3 separate regions of the Homo sapiens genome follow, and all the other regions are linked to region 3. Evidence: chromatin contacts called from ENCODE Hi-C or POLR2A ChIA-PET data. All regions are on one chromosome and are shown on one strand. Each heading gives the region's core, a stretch centred on a gene start or an enhancer-like site at or near the end of the contact. The rest is flanking DNA. Distances are from core to core; before and after follow the strand shown. Region 1 overlaps LOC105370651 (a long non-coding RNA gene). Region 2 has its middle 74 kb from the start of LINC02295. Region 3 holds the start of LINC01550 (long intergenic non-protein coding RNA 1550).

Region 1 (4,016 bases), core at 756-3,255, 250 kb after region 3:
AAAGGAAAACTTCAGTGAAAGTAAAAATGTAGAATGTGCCCTTTGACTGATTGATCTGATCAACAGCAATGTGTCATTTAGAGTTCCTCAGAGAATTATTAGCACTGGCTAGAGTCAGCCTGACCAATCACACACACACACACACACACACAACACACACACACACATGCATACACACACACACACGCTGATGGAAAGCAGTGGGGCTGGAGGGAACACTTACCAAAAGCATAAAGTTAAGCCTTTCCATCAGCAATATCTCCACTGGCTTTTTTATATACTGCCTGCAACTCAAGATTGAAGAACTGGAGATTTTCATTCCTGTTCTTCCTCTTTCAACGGGCAATGTTGAAGCCCATGGGTTTTGGAAGAAATCTGGCTTTATTTCCCAGCTCCTCCAGGTAGCATCTAATCATGCTGGGCAAGAATTCAATTTCTCTGAACTTTAATTTTCATCAGGCAAAGAAAAAGATATAGAAGTAGCAATTGTTTTCCAGGGAAAATGTAAAGATTAAATGGAATGACATACATAAACTGCTTAGTTAGAGCACATAGTGCTCTGACATTTTAGCTGGAAATAATATGCAGCATTTATTGAGTGCATGTATTGTATTTGCCATGCACACTCTTTAAGTGTTTTGCAGTGGTTTTCTTTTGTATTTAAAATTCATGTCGGCCAGGTGCAGTGGCTTACGCCTGTAATCCCAGCACTTCAGGAGGCCGAGGTGGGCAGGTCAGGGGTTCAAGACCAGCCTGGCCAACATGGGGAAACCTCGTCTCTACTAAAAATACAAAAATTAGCTGGGCGTCGTGGTGGGCGCCTGTAATCCCAGCTACTCAGGAGGTTGAGGCAGGAGAATCGCTTGAACCCAGGAGGCGGGGTTGCAGTGAGTCAAGATCGCACCAGTGCACTCCAGCCTGGACAACAGAGCAAGATTCCGTCTCAAAAAAAAAAAATAATAGTTCATGTAATCCTCACAGTATCTATATTGGCAATAAACATTATTGCCATCCACATTTTATAAATAGGGTCACTGAGGCACAGCGAGTGTAACTGCCTTGTTCCAGATTCCACAGTTGGTCCATGACAGAGCTGAGATCAGAACCCAGAGTCCTAACTCTTGACCATTGCAGGCAGTGTCCTTTGCTGCCGCAGTGAATTCAGTAATGCATGCACAGTACTGAGAAGCATTACCTGCCCTTATGCTTTCTAACTTCTTTTCTTCTTCCCACCATTGCAGTGGATCCATCCTGCTGCAAATGGTCATTTTTTTTTCCAGGGCACAATCTAAACATACATCGTTCTCTACTTAGAATCCTAAAGCTCTCCCACGGCCGGCAAAAGGAAACTTAAACTCCTCAGAGTGGCTCACAACCTGACCTCTTGTTCTGCCAGCTTCATTTCCTGTTGCTCTATCTCTGAACTAAACACCCAGTCACTTCAGACTTCTCCCCCAAGCAATGCTGTTTCCTCATGCCTGTGTGCTGGGGTGCCCACCGCCCTCCCGGCTAGAATACTCCTCTCAATTCCCTCTCCTTGGCAAAACTGCACTTTCTACTCTCTTCTGGGCATGCTCCGTCCTGCTGACCTGGTCCTAATCTGTTTACTCTCACACCAGTTCTGTAGGGCAGACGCTGTTGGTTTTCAAACGGGGAAGCCAATTCGGAGAAAATTGTGTTCAAATCATACCGCAGGAAAGTGACTAAGCTAAGATTTAAGTCCACATTTTTTAGTTTCAAGACTCTTTCACCTCCCTTGCACCATCTCCCAAGAAGAACTGGGGGCATTATTTTCTAGCTTCAGCGAGACCTGGGAAGGCTGGTGTTTCTCTTGATGGGGCATAACGTATCTCTGGGAGTGCCTGAAATTCCCTCTGGCTGGTCATCCTCACTCCTGGACTGTGTCTCCTTCCGCCACATTCAATGACCTCTGGGCCCATGGAGTCCAGGACACCCACAGGCAGATGTAGCCACAGCTCGAGGAAGGTCTCTCTGTCTCTCTCCGTCTCTCTGTCTCCCTCTGTCTTGCTGACTAGGAGAGGCACAGGCCAATGTAAGAAGCAAGCCTGGCTTGGGATGCAAAATAAAATGGAATAACGGGGCATGTGCATTTTATCAGAACCAAACAAATTGTGGCTATAAACATTCCGTCGCCAGTGAAATTGCAGCCTTCTTTGAAGATCAGTGTCTGTTTTTTAATGTATCTATATTAAAAAAAAAAAAAAACTGGACCAAATTTCCATTCAACCAGTATGGGGAGGGAGCAGGGGGTGGGAATGGGGACTGAGCCCTGGGAAATGAAACAAGGGAGGGAGAGAAAGGAGACCTTATGTCCTGGATTAGCACATTGATTAAAAGCAAGTTTCTTTCTCTTGAGCAACCCGCCCCCCACAGCCCATCCGCAGCCCCGCAAGCCACTAACCACAATTATTCCACGGGGTCTCTCTTTGCCTTACTTATTTGATATCCTCAGACTCAACTGTTATGGTTCAGACAGTTTGTCTTAGGGGTCCTGGGAGAAGGAGAAAAAAGGCAGCCTCCTAATTGTCTGCAATCGACTGTTGACATCTGCAAAGTACTCTAGCTTCTAACCCTCTCTGTGGATGGTGCATGAGTGCCCCCCACCCACTGCCCACCTCATCCACCTGGGCTTGGCAAGCGGGGCAGCTGCCACCACCATGCACAGCTGGGACTCCTGCCCTGAGCTCTGGCACCCTCCAACACACTGGGGTCACCTTGCTCCCTGTCCATTCCCCAGACCATTTTGTCCGACCTGTGGCTTCAATTACTCTCTGAAAACAGACAATACCCAAAGCCCTGCTTCCAGCTTTGATCAATCTTTGTTGCTCCAGAACCGCATTTGCAACAGTATAACAGACACTCTAGTTACTTCCATTTCTTTCTGGGTAAAATAAAAGAAAAAGACAAATCCCGGACATCTCATTCTAAGTAACTGCTCCTAAAGCAAGAACCTCAACTCTGACATGATTAAATGTAGCCCCACAGCAGAACTCACACATGTCTCCTGGAGCCAAGATCCCTCCTTTGATTTTTCACCCATGCATTCTTCTGTCCTTTTGTTCTTCCAGACATTTCCACTTCTGTATGAGTTTTGAGTAAACACTCGAAACTTAAAATTTCTAAAACTGAACTCTTTCTTGTACAGTCTAGAATTACTTCTATTTATTTATCAGTAATACTCCAAGACTTGATATCTCCAAGTCTTCTCTGATTACGTTCCTCTAATGCAGTACAAATTATAGTCAGCATAACACATAACAATAGCAGTCACCGATGTTTTCTAGTAACACTGTTACTATCACAATTACAGCCCCACTACTTCTTGCCAAGTGTATTCACTCATAGAATGAGTTTTTCTTCCCAGCTTACTTCCAGGAATTCAATGTCACTTTCAATCAGAAAACTAGATGCAGTTAAAATAGAAAATTAGGGGAAAAAAATGAACCCCTTCCCAAAGAAACTGGATGATATGTTTTCTTAAATTTTTATAGATTTGTATTTTTATAAATTGTGCACTTTTCTATAGGTATGCTGAACTTCAATGCAAAGTTTACTTAAAACAAAAATGGAATAAAAATGCCAAGATCCCCCATAAGGCTCTGGGTGCTCCCTCTGTTGGGAACCTCACTTCCCCTGCAATTTCCCCACTATGCCTGGCTCTGATTTCTGGATGTATTGAAGGCCTGGTTCAAATCCTGCCTCCTAAATGTAGCCTTCTCATATTTTCCTCAATCAAGGTTTGTCTCTGCACTATTGAACACCCCTCCCCATCCTAATTGGCTCGATTTATTGTCTTTCCCACAAACGTGGTCTGGTTCTGGCTTCAACAGCACCACAGTCCATCCAGAGCTCCAGCCATAAACCTGGAAGATGCCTGTGATGCCACACTGCTCATATGAAATCAATCACCAGCTCCTATGGCCTTTATATCTCTACATCACTCAAGTCATCTATTTTTCTCCCTTTCTTCAGCTAATATCCTAGTTCAAGCTGCC
Region 2 (4,152 bases), core at 612-3,111, 230 kb before region 3:
TCATGTTCGGGAACTTGGAGAAGAAACATAGAATAAAAGGCAGAAATAAATGGTGTATTTAGATTGACCAAATTATTGTCAACAATAGGACTTAGTGCGGAAAGGGAGGTGTTCAGTAGGTAATAATAGAAAGAAAAGACCAACTCAGAAATAATTGGTTTTATGAGCATGGGAACGTGATAGAGAAATGGGGATGGTAATTAAGACCTAAGAGAAGAAGAAATAGTATTACGAAGTGTTGATGCATGACAAAGGATGAATTGGTGAAGCCATGCTGGAAATAAATAAAAAACTAACGGTTTCAGAACCCTCTACTGGGTTTCAGATAATTCTGTTGGGTCACTTTTGCCCTTAGGTGGGAGCACAAATGAAGATTAAACCAGGGTTGGCTGAGACTTGGATCATTTGCTGAATGTTTGGTGTTCAATTTATTCTGCCCATTCTAATTCACGCTAAACATTCTCATTCACTTAGAATATTTCATTTCACTCTGACATTCCCATTCACATTGAAACTTCCAAATCCCTCCAAAAGTTCCAAGTCACCAGTGTTAGAAATCACTGGCTATACTTAGGCTTCTATTATATGTATTCGACTAAGTGATTGTGTTGTCCTGGGGGAAGATATCTGTACAAGGAACATAGAAAACAGGAAGCAGAGTGTGCCCTTATTGTTAACTAGGCTTTTACCCCAAATCTCACTGAGGAGCTCGTTGGTGAAATGTGCTCAAACACGTGTAGGTTAATGACAAGTCCAAAGGCCTGTTATTTTTTTTTTCTTCCTCCAAAAACTATGGTTACCATATAAAACACAAGTCATCCAGTTACATTTGAATTTCAAATGAGCAAGATATTTTTGAGTACAAATGTGACCTAAATATTGTGTATGCATACTGAGAAAAAAATATTTGTTGGTCTTCTAAAATTCTAATTTAACTGGGCATCCTATATTTTTATTTGCAATCTTACTCTAAACCCAAACTCAGATCTGAAGGTATCACCATACTCCAAAGTTAATCCACACAGAAAAAATCTTAGTGACAGTGCCTCATATATAAATGAATTTGAGGTTTAACATATGTTCCCATTGCATCCTCTTCCTCCTTTTCTGTTATCCTCCCTTTTTTTCTTCCTTTCATTTTTTTTTTTTTTCTGAGCAGGTGTATCTGGAATTGCGCTACACATGAAGATTTACAAATGAATTAGACCCATCCCTTTTCTTGGAATAGCTCCTAGTCTTTTGGGAAAGAAAGGCATGCATCTATCCATTGTACAAAACAAAATGCTTTAATAGAATTTCTATCCATCCATCCATCCATCCATCCATCCATTCATCCATCCATCCATCCATCCTCCATCTGAACTCTGATTCATGGAAGAACAACTTACTGATTCTGCTCAAGGAGAAACCTTGGCACACTGTGACAATGTATCTTGAAAACAGACCTCCCATTTTTTTGGATGGTAAAACTGAGTCTTAGAGAAGTTACCCAACTGCAGAGTAGCCGGGTAAGTGGCAGATTCAGGTTATAAATCCCAATCCTTAGCCTCGATATGCAGGACAAAGCTCAACCTGCTCAGCCCCACTTTTCTTCTGCCGTTTTTTTGTCCCCTCTTTCTCACAGAACCTCTACTACCTCATGTGCCAAGGCTCACACGTCTCTCTTGGGTGACATCTGTGGTGGGCGCCGTGACTCCTGTCACCTGTGCGGGGGGCCCGGGCTGCCTCCTCCCCTCCCCCGCCTTCCTCGCCCTGGGCCTGACCGCAGGGGCTGAGTGTCTGGCCTCTGCACACCACTTTCTCAGCAGGGCACTTCCTCCCTGCACGCTGCTCCTGCAAGTTGTTTATCTCTCACAAGGATAGTAACAAAGATCGTATCGGTGAAACTCTGTCTGGGCACAGATGTCTGGCTCCCTGGCAGCTCTTCATCACCCTGCTGTGCCTCACCTTCCAGAAGTCTCCTTCCTCCTCCCCCTGGAGCCCCCTTCTTCCACACTGTGGATGATTAGTTGAAACACAGCAGGGCAGAGCAGGCAGCTGCACTGCTCCACTGAGAGTCTTGGAGCTGCCAGGAGCCAAGGCCCTTCCAGGCCTTCCAGCAACTGTTTAAACACTGGTTGCCCCTGGGCCAGGCATTAGAAGGGGACAGACAGGGAGGTCACAGGGACCCCAGATGGTAGTGAGGATAGCAGCTTGTTGAAGGATGGAAAGGAAAAGAGAGATGGGGCGGACCACGTGACTAATTTAAAATGCCCCAAGTTGGTGGTCTGGGTGCAGAGTCTTCAGATGTGCACTGTCCAGCAAGGCCTTCAGCAGTGATGGAAACATTCCCTTTCTGGGCTGTCCAAGATGGCAGCCACCTGCCCCAGGAGGCTATTGTGAACCTGAGGTATAGTGGGTATGACTGAGGAATGGGATTTTTAACTTTATTTATTTGAATTACTTTGAATGTAAGTAACCACATGTGGCTAGTAGCTAACAAATTAGAGAGCACAGTTTCACAATGTGCTGCCAGACGCCCATGTCGAAGGTGCAACCCTTCAGGCTGACGGACTAGCTCCTTTCTGACCTCTGCTAATATGAAGAGAAGTCCTTGGCTTCTTTGCTCTTGATTTATTAGTTCAGTTTCTCTATATTTAAAGTAAGATTAATAATTCTTGCCTCACCTTCTTAACAATGTGTCAGGAAAATCCAATAAAATAATGAAATAATTGATCATTTTAGCTCACAGCTTTAACATAAGCATCACCACCTTGGCAGGACGCTGCTGTGTGATCTTCCTGTACATTTCTCCCTGGCAATGCCCACAATGATTGTTTAAGATATTTGCACATGTGCAAAGCTCAAAACAAATGCAAGAAACATTCCAATACTTATGTATTGTTTTCTATTACTGAACGTGGAGAGTTGGCCTGGTGATGTGGGTGGAGTGCCCTGGGTGTCTGACCAACCTGAGTCTCAATCCCATATTTTCAGAAGACTACCAGCAGACAGGTCACTTAACCTCTTGGATATCCCACCCCCCATTGGTGAAAGCAAATCCTGATATTCATGGCATGGAAGCTGTCAGGAGAAATGAGAGGAGGTCCTGTCTTTGAGGCATCAAACGCAGTACCCAGGGTACCCACTAAAGGTCAGTGCCTGACCTTCCCATTGGAAAACAAGGGGATTGTGATGAAACATTTAGGACAAATGGTAGCCTTTGAATGCCTCGACGAAGGGCTACTGGGAACATTGCGAAGGCAAGTTCTGCAAATCTGAATGCAGCTCTTATTGGGTGCAAAAAGGACTTCTACTGTTTTCAAACCCCTGTCAAATGCCATGACATTTCTAGACTTAAGTCACTCATCTCCACTGGGTTTATTTACAAGTAGCAAAGCAAAGTTTCCGGCTTCTAAGGAAAGAGGCTTCTAAAATCATATTAAAAAGACCTCAAAAGGTTTCCTAGACATCAAACAGCCCTTAAAATAATATTTCGATGATTTGATTGTAAATAAATCAGGAACATGTGGATTAAATTTCAATCAAAATATGCATGACTTTTAAAATCAAGGGATCGGACAGAGGACTTGGCACAATGCACTTTGGGGCTTTATTGAACTCAGAGCATTTGAGAAATGCTTTGTGACATGGGACAGGGCTCAGATGGGTGCACCAGCCCCTGCTTCTTCATATACACCAAAGGAAATTGTAGCTGGGAAGGGAGTTTCCAGCTTTCAGGAGATCTGATTTGGAATGGCCTTGATGTCCTCTTACCCAGGGGCAGCCCCAAAGCACATGAGCCTCACACATTTTCTGAAAGCTGAAAGGGGAGCACCAAAGTCCACCTTGATGGCAAAGCAAGCAAGAGAAGTGAAACTTTGGGGGTAATTTTGTTTCTTCAAGTCCACAAAGAGGACAAGGCTGTCTGTCTAGTCACTGGGTGGTGACACTGAATTCACCTTCCAGCTGCTGCTGAAAGCAGACCTGCAGGGCTAAGGGACCCATGGACATGGGTCCAGGATGACCAATAAGTCTCTTCACACACATGTGCAGATACACAGGGACACACTCTCACACACACACAGATGCATAAGTGCATACACACAGGCAAACGTGAGCAAAGGAGGAAGTAGATTTGGGAGACTGTCTACATGCTGCTGGACCCAATCC
Region 3 (4,242 bases), core at 1,222-3,721:
GGGCCATGTGGCTGTCTACAAGACAAGAGGTGAGCCCTCAGCAGAAACCAGGCCAGCCAGAAATGATCTTGGACTTGTCAGCCTCCAGAACACTGAGAAAATACATTTCTGGGATTTAAGTCACCCAGTCTGTGGTATTTTGTTATAGCAGCTCAAGCAGACTAATACATGTCAGTCCTGAGTTAATAATATTTCCCAGGAAGTCTCAGAGTACTATTAGGGAATGGCCCTTAAATACATGAAGTGCATGTATTAATTCCCAGCCTACCTCCTTCACCCTACATAAAGTGCAGAAAGGGTCAGGGTGTCACAGGGCCCGTTTCCTTCAATGCGTCTGTGGGAAGGACGTGTAGGTGCAGCCCACGATAGCTCAGAGAATGAGACCGGCTTCAGCTTGACCCTTTTTGCTCCAGGAAAGCATGATGTGGATCATATCTTACTTTACTCTCATAGAAATTTGCTGCTTCCTCATGTATAAATAACTAATCATGAGCAGCAGTGTGCTCCCTGTCAGAGCCTGATCAGGACCATAGAGGCAAGTGGGACTCAGCCTGGGTCTTCATGGCTGTGGGAGCCATTACTGCTCTCTGTATTCCAAGTGGAACAGTCCTGGTGTAAGGGTCTTGTTTCAGTGTCTGTGAGCATGAATGGGTGTGCGTGTGTGCACACGTGCATAAGAAGCTTGTATCCTTTCTTCTTCTAGTGAAAGGAAATCCCCTGTACCTGGGGATTGGGGGAGATAGTGAGGTGTTGGGGAGCAAGAGAGACTACAGGAAAAGATGAGGTGCTGAGGCCCACCAACCTGTTTGTCCTCACCCTTTCCATCTGCTGAAAGGTGCCTATTGGGCGTAGAATTGTCTCCAGCCCACTTCATTGGACCAGGTCATCCCAGTTAGCCTGACTGTCCTGTTTGCAGGTCAAGTATAGAGGGAATTTTGCCACAGTAAAACATGCTCTATTTTCAAGTCATATGTGAAGAAAAAATAAATGAAGGAAGGATGAGGAAAAGACCAAATGCTGCCAAGTGTCCACTACAAGCTCTGGTTTTCTGCGGGGGCCACTGAAAGGTGTACAAATTGTTCACCATAAGCCAAGGACACAAACATGTGTGTGCGTGTGTGTGTATGTATGTGTGTTTGATGCCTTAGCACAGCTCGTGTTTGATGCTTGTGATGGTTCTATTTATAAACTTTGTGCTCTCAGATGGGACAACCAGAGGCACTTCTTTCCTGCATTTCAAGTGTTTCATTTCCTTTTTAACATGTCTTTTAAATTAAGGGCATGCACACCAATGCATGGGCTCACTCTCATCTTACGGCAAGTTGATCAGACTAGGGTTAGTTGTCTGAGAAACATGGGTGGCCTTTGTCACAAACAAGAGGAGAAGCAGTTCAGGGAAGAAGAAGACTAAGGACTAGCACTGTTGTTTTGGTGGAGTTGTTTGTTAGCTGACTGTCTACAAGGCACATGTTCTATCGAATATTCAGTGTTGGGTGCTGACTGTGTTACGAGCCTTGTACATAGGATTTAAACCCCAGAGCCACTCTGTGAGGCCAGAATTGCTTTGGGATCTTTCAGATGAGGGAACCAACGTGAAGGCTTTAAATCCTATGTCCAAAGCCACACAGCGAAACCAGAGTGAAATCCGGAGCATTTGAATCAAGAGTTGAATCTTCTTTCCTCCCCGGAGGGAGAATCGCCCAGGGGCTGAGTGCAAGGGGAAAGGCTGGTTCTGAGGGGAAGAAGCTGAGCATGTTGCGGCACAGGACTTAGAAAAATTTAGAAGCATCTGCAATTGTTTTCCAGGGGAAGATACCCAAAAACAATCCAGAGAAGGAAATAAAACGAGAAGAATAGTAAGGCAACATGGAGTATAAAAGTTGCTGCATTTAGGGCGAAGGAGAGAACCTCTCTGCTCCGTGGCGATATTAAAGCTATCCCCAAGAACGGGAGGTGGGAGTGGCCTGAGGGATGACTCCTCCAGCACTGCTGCCTGCCAGCTCCGGGCTGCACAGGGCTGAGCCGGCGCCAAGAATGCCCTCTTCTGGTGATATTCTCGAAGCCCAGGAAGATAGCAAGGCAGCCGAGACCTGTGTTTTCCAGATCCTGGGTAGATTCCCTTGTCAGATGTGGTTCTACTTAAGCAAATATCACTACCTTCTCTTTTTCCTCCTCAGCCCTCAAACTAGTGATAGGGAAATTATTTCAATAAGGTAAGCTGTACCTTAGTAGAGTTTGCTTCCTTTTTTTTTTTTTTAACCCCGAATAATACTCTCTATGTCATCTGTATATTTATGATAGCTCAAAGACATGGGTGTGTGGATCTAATTAAAAATGTGAAAGGGTTTAGCAGCCTGCTGCTTCCCTGCAACTCTCTGGTTGCCAAATCTTGGCAGCCGTGTTGAACTTGAGCCAAGCGTTTAGTCCTCAGCTGAACTGCTGCCAGCCTGCGCACGGCATTGTGGGGCGAGAGCCGGAGGGGCTGCACTGCACCGAGCTTGCACAGGGCGAGGCGGGGGCAGGACCTGGGACCCAGCCACCCCGGAGGAAACCGGAGAGGAAACCAGCTTGGTCTTGCTCTCTGCCTCGTCCCAATCCCCGGCTCTTACCAAATGCAGGTAGGACCAGCTAGGCCAATTTGGTGACCGGGTAGGGCTTCAAGCTACTAGGTGGGAAATGGTCCCTACAGTTTTGCTTTCATTTAGTCGAAATCGGGCCTTTTCAGAGGAGAAACAGTTCTCCACTCTCTTGCAGTAGTTTGGGCCTGAGTTTCAACAGTCGGATGGGGCATTTCTATTGAGTTCTCTGCTGTCAGTCTGAGCTTTTTTTGATAGCTTGGCAATTGTTCTGTGTCTTCTCTCTGAAGCAGCTGAGTCCAGCACAGGGTTTCTCAAACCCTGTTGTGCACACATGTCACTTGGGAAATCTTGTGAAAATGCAGGTTTCTGAGTCTCCCCGGGGAAAGGGGAGAATTCATGTTGCCAAGATCAGAACTGACTAGAACTGCTTACGTTCCACATTATGACTCCAGACTGGAACTTTTGTGAATTCAAGGATGTTAGGCTCTGGAAAAGTACATCTTGGTGATTTGCTGTCAGAGGGAAAAACAATTCAAAGAACTCAGCATTCTCCACAATATGTTGACAAAAATAAGGGGAAAAAAAAAACATCAAAGGCATGGGTCACTTTTTATTTTTTTTTGAAATGTACCAGCTATAAGCAAATTAAAGAGGAAGAAAGGGTCGTATTCTTTGTATACAGAACACCCTCCTGCAGAGTGAAAATTCAACCCTAAAAAGATCTTCTAATATACTTGAGGGGCTGAGAGAGAGGATGAGGGGGGACTTTGCCTTTTAACTTTATATCTTGTGTATTGTTGATTTTTCATGATGATGCATTTCTTTCGTAATTAAAAGAAGAGGCAGCAGCTGCAAGACGGCCCAGGAGCCTTCTTGGCAGTGACCTTCCCCAGGGCAGGCCACCAGGGTGGGGCAAGTATGGACTTTGAAACCACTTTGTCCTGGAGTGGAAGCAGGCTCTGGCATTAAGCTTGGGGAATTTGGCTAACATTGCTGGGCCTTTGCAATTTCATCTGTGCAATGGAGAAATTGGGCCTTCATTGAGGCACAGCTGTGGGTGCCGCAGACATGTTTGTGCGGGGCTCATACCCAGGGGTCCTTAACAGGCGTTTTAAAAATTCAGAGTCTCTCTCCGATGGGGTTAGGACACTATTCCAGATAGAATTTCACCCCGGCAGACTGCTTCTGAGCACAGATATGTTCCAAAACCTCCGGATAGGAGCTAATCACTTTAGAAGTCACAAAGCCTCTGTTCATGATGTTAGAGGAGCTCCCCAAAAACGAGGCCTTGGGGAATAGCAGTGAATTTTCTCTTTCTTTTCAAATGGCAAATTTATACATATGAAAAGTCTAAATGACATGGCAAATAAATCACAAGTAGTCATAATTTAGCCGGCCACTTTTATTATGAAACAATCAAAAGCATGCAGTCGGGACGATGGAGGGAGATGCAGGCTGTGTGGCCCCTGTGCAATTAGGGGGCTGATACTTCCTTCATATCCTAAGTTGGGATGGCATGTCGCTTGCTTTGTGGTTTGGAATAATGCAGAACTGGCTGTTTCTATCACAGAAAGAGGGAGAGGGTGTGTGCCGCCAAGAATCAGGATATTTCCAGGAAAATTTCACTCCAAGAGGCTTTCTTGAATCTCATTCCTAACATGTG

Evidence for each region. Hi-C counts contacts between places; a loop is a spot of excess contacts on that map. ChIA-PET counts read pairs that join two places held with the same protein, here RNA polymerase II (POLR2A). Pooled maps may share reads with other maps.
Region 1: a map of CD4-positive, alpha-beta memory T cell shows a loop between it and region 3 (4-fold over the local background). The contact joins the enhancer-like site here to the promoter of LINC01550 in region 3. A Hi-C loop is called at or near these places in 5 of 168 maps with a recorded cell type or tissue (CD4-positive, alpha-beta T cell, CD4-positive, alpha-beta memory T cell, GM12878 and 1 more) and 9 of 50 pooled maps. POLR2A ChIA-PET finds 5 or more read pairs at or near these places in 9 of 52 experiments (CD4-positive, alpha-beta T cell, CD4-positive, alpha-beta memory T cell, activated CD4-positive, alpha-beta memory T cell and 5 more).
Region 2: a pooled map shows a loop between it and region 3 (3-fold over the local background). The contact joins the enhancer-like site here to the promoter of LINC01550 in region 3. A Hi-C loop is called at or near these places in 4 of 168 maps with a recorded cell type or tissue (CD4-positive, alpha-beta T cell, CD4-positive, alpha-beta memory T cell, CD8-positive, alpha-beta T cell and 1 more) and 9 of 50 pooled maps. POLR2A ChIA-PET finds 5 or more read pairs at or near these places in 8 of 52 experiments (CD4-positive, alpha-beta T cell, CD4-positive, alpha-beta memory T cell, GM12878 and 4 more).

Annotation. Positions count from the first base shown.
Region 1 is chr14:97,722,031-97,726,046 of GRCh38, reverse strand. The region is part of intron 2 of LOC105370651 (a long non-coding RNA gene); the gene reads right to left. Among named protein-coding and RNA genes, the nearest start is that of LINC02291, 37 kb to the right of the region's middle. Within about 2 kb of position 2,005, at least 3 of the 41 ENCODE cell types and tissues checked have a DNase peak (open chromatin) inside an H3K27ac peak, as active enhancers do; they include CD4-positive, alpha-beta T cell, where a contact is called at or near this core.
Region 2 is chr14:98,208,125-98,212,276 of GRCh38, reverse strand. No RefSeq gene overlaps it. Among named protein-coding and RNA genes, the nearest start is that of LINC02295, 74 kb to the right of the region's middle. Within about 2 kb of position 1,861, at least 3 of the 41 ENCODE cell types and tissues checked have a DNase peak (open chromatin) inside an H3K27ac peak, as active enhancers do; they include CD4-positive, alpha-beta T cell and CD8-positive, alpha-beta T cell, where a contact is called at or near this core.
Region 3 is chr14:97,976,353-97,980,594 of GRCh38, reverse strand. It overlaps LINC01550 (long intergenic non-protein coding RNA 1550), which reads left to right and starts at 2,471. Exons shown (of 3, transcript NR_015430.2): 1 at 2,471-2,618. RefSeq lists an enhancer at 1,972-2,471.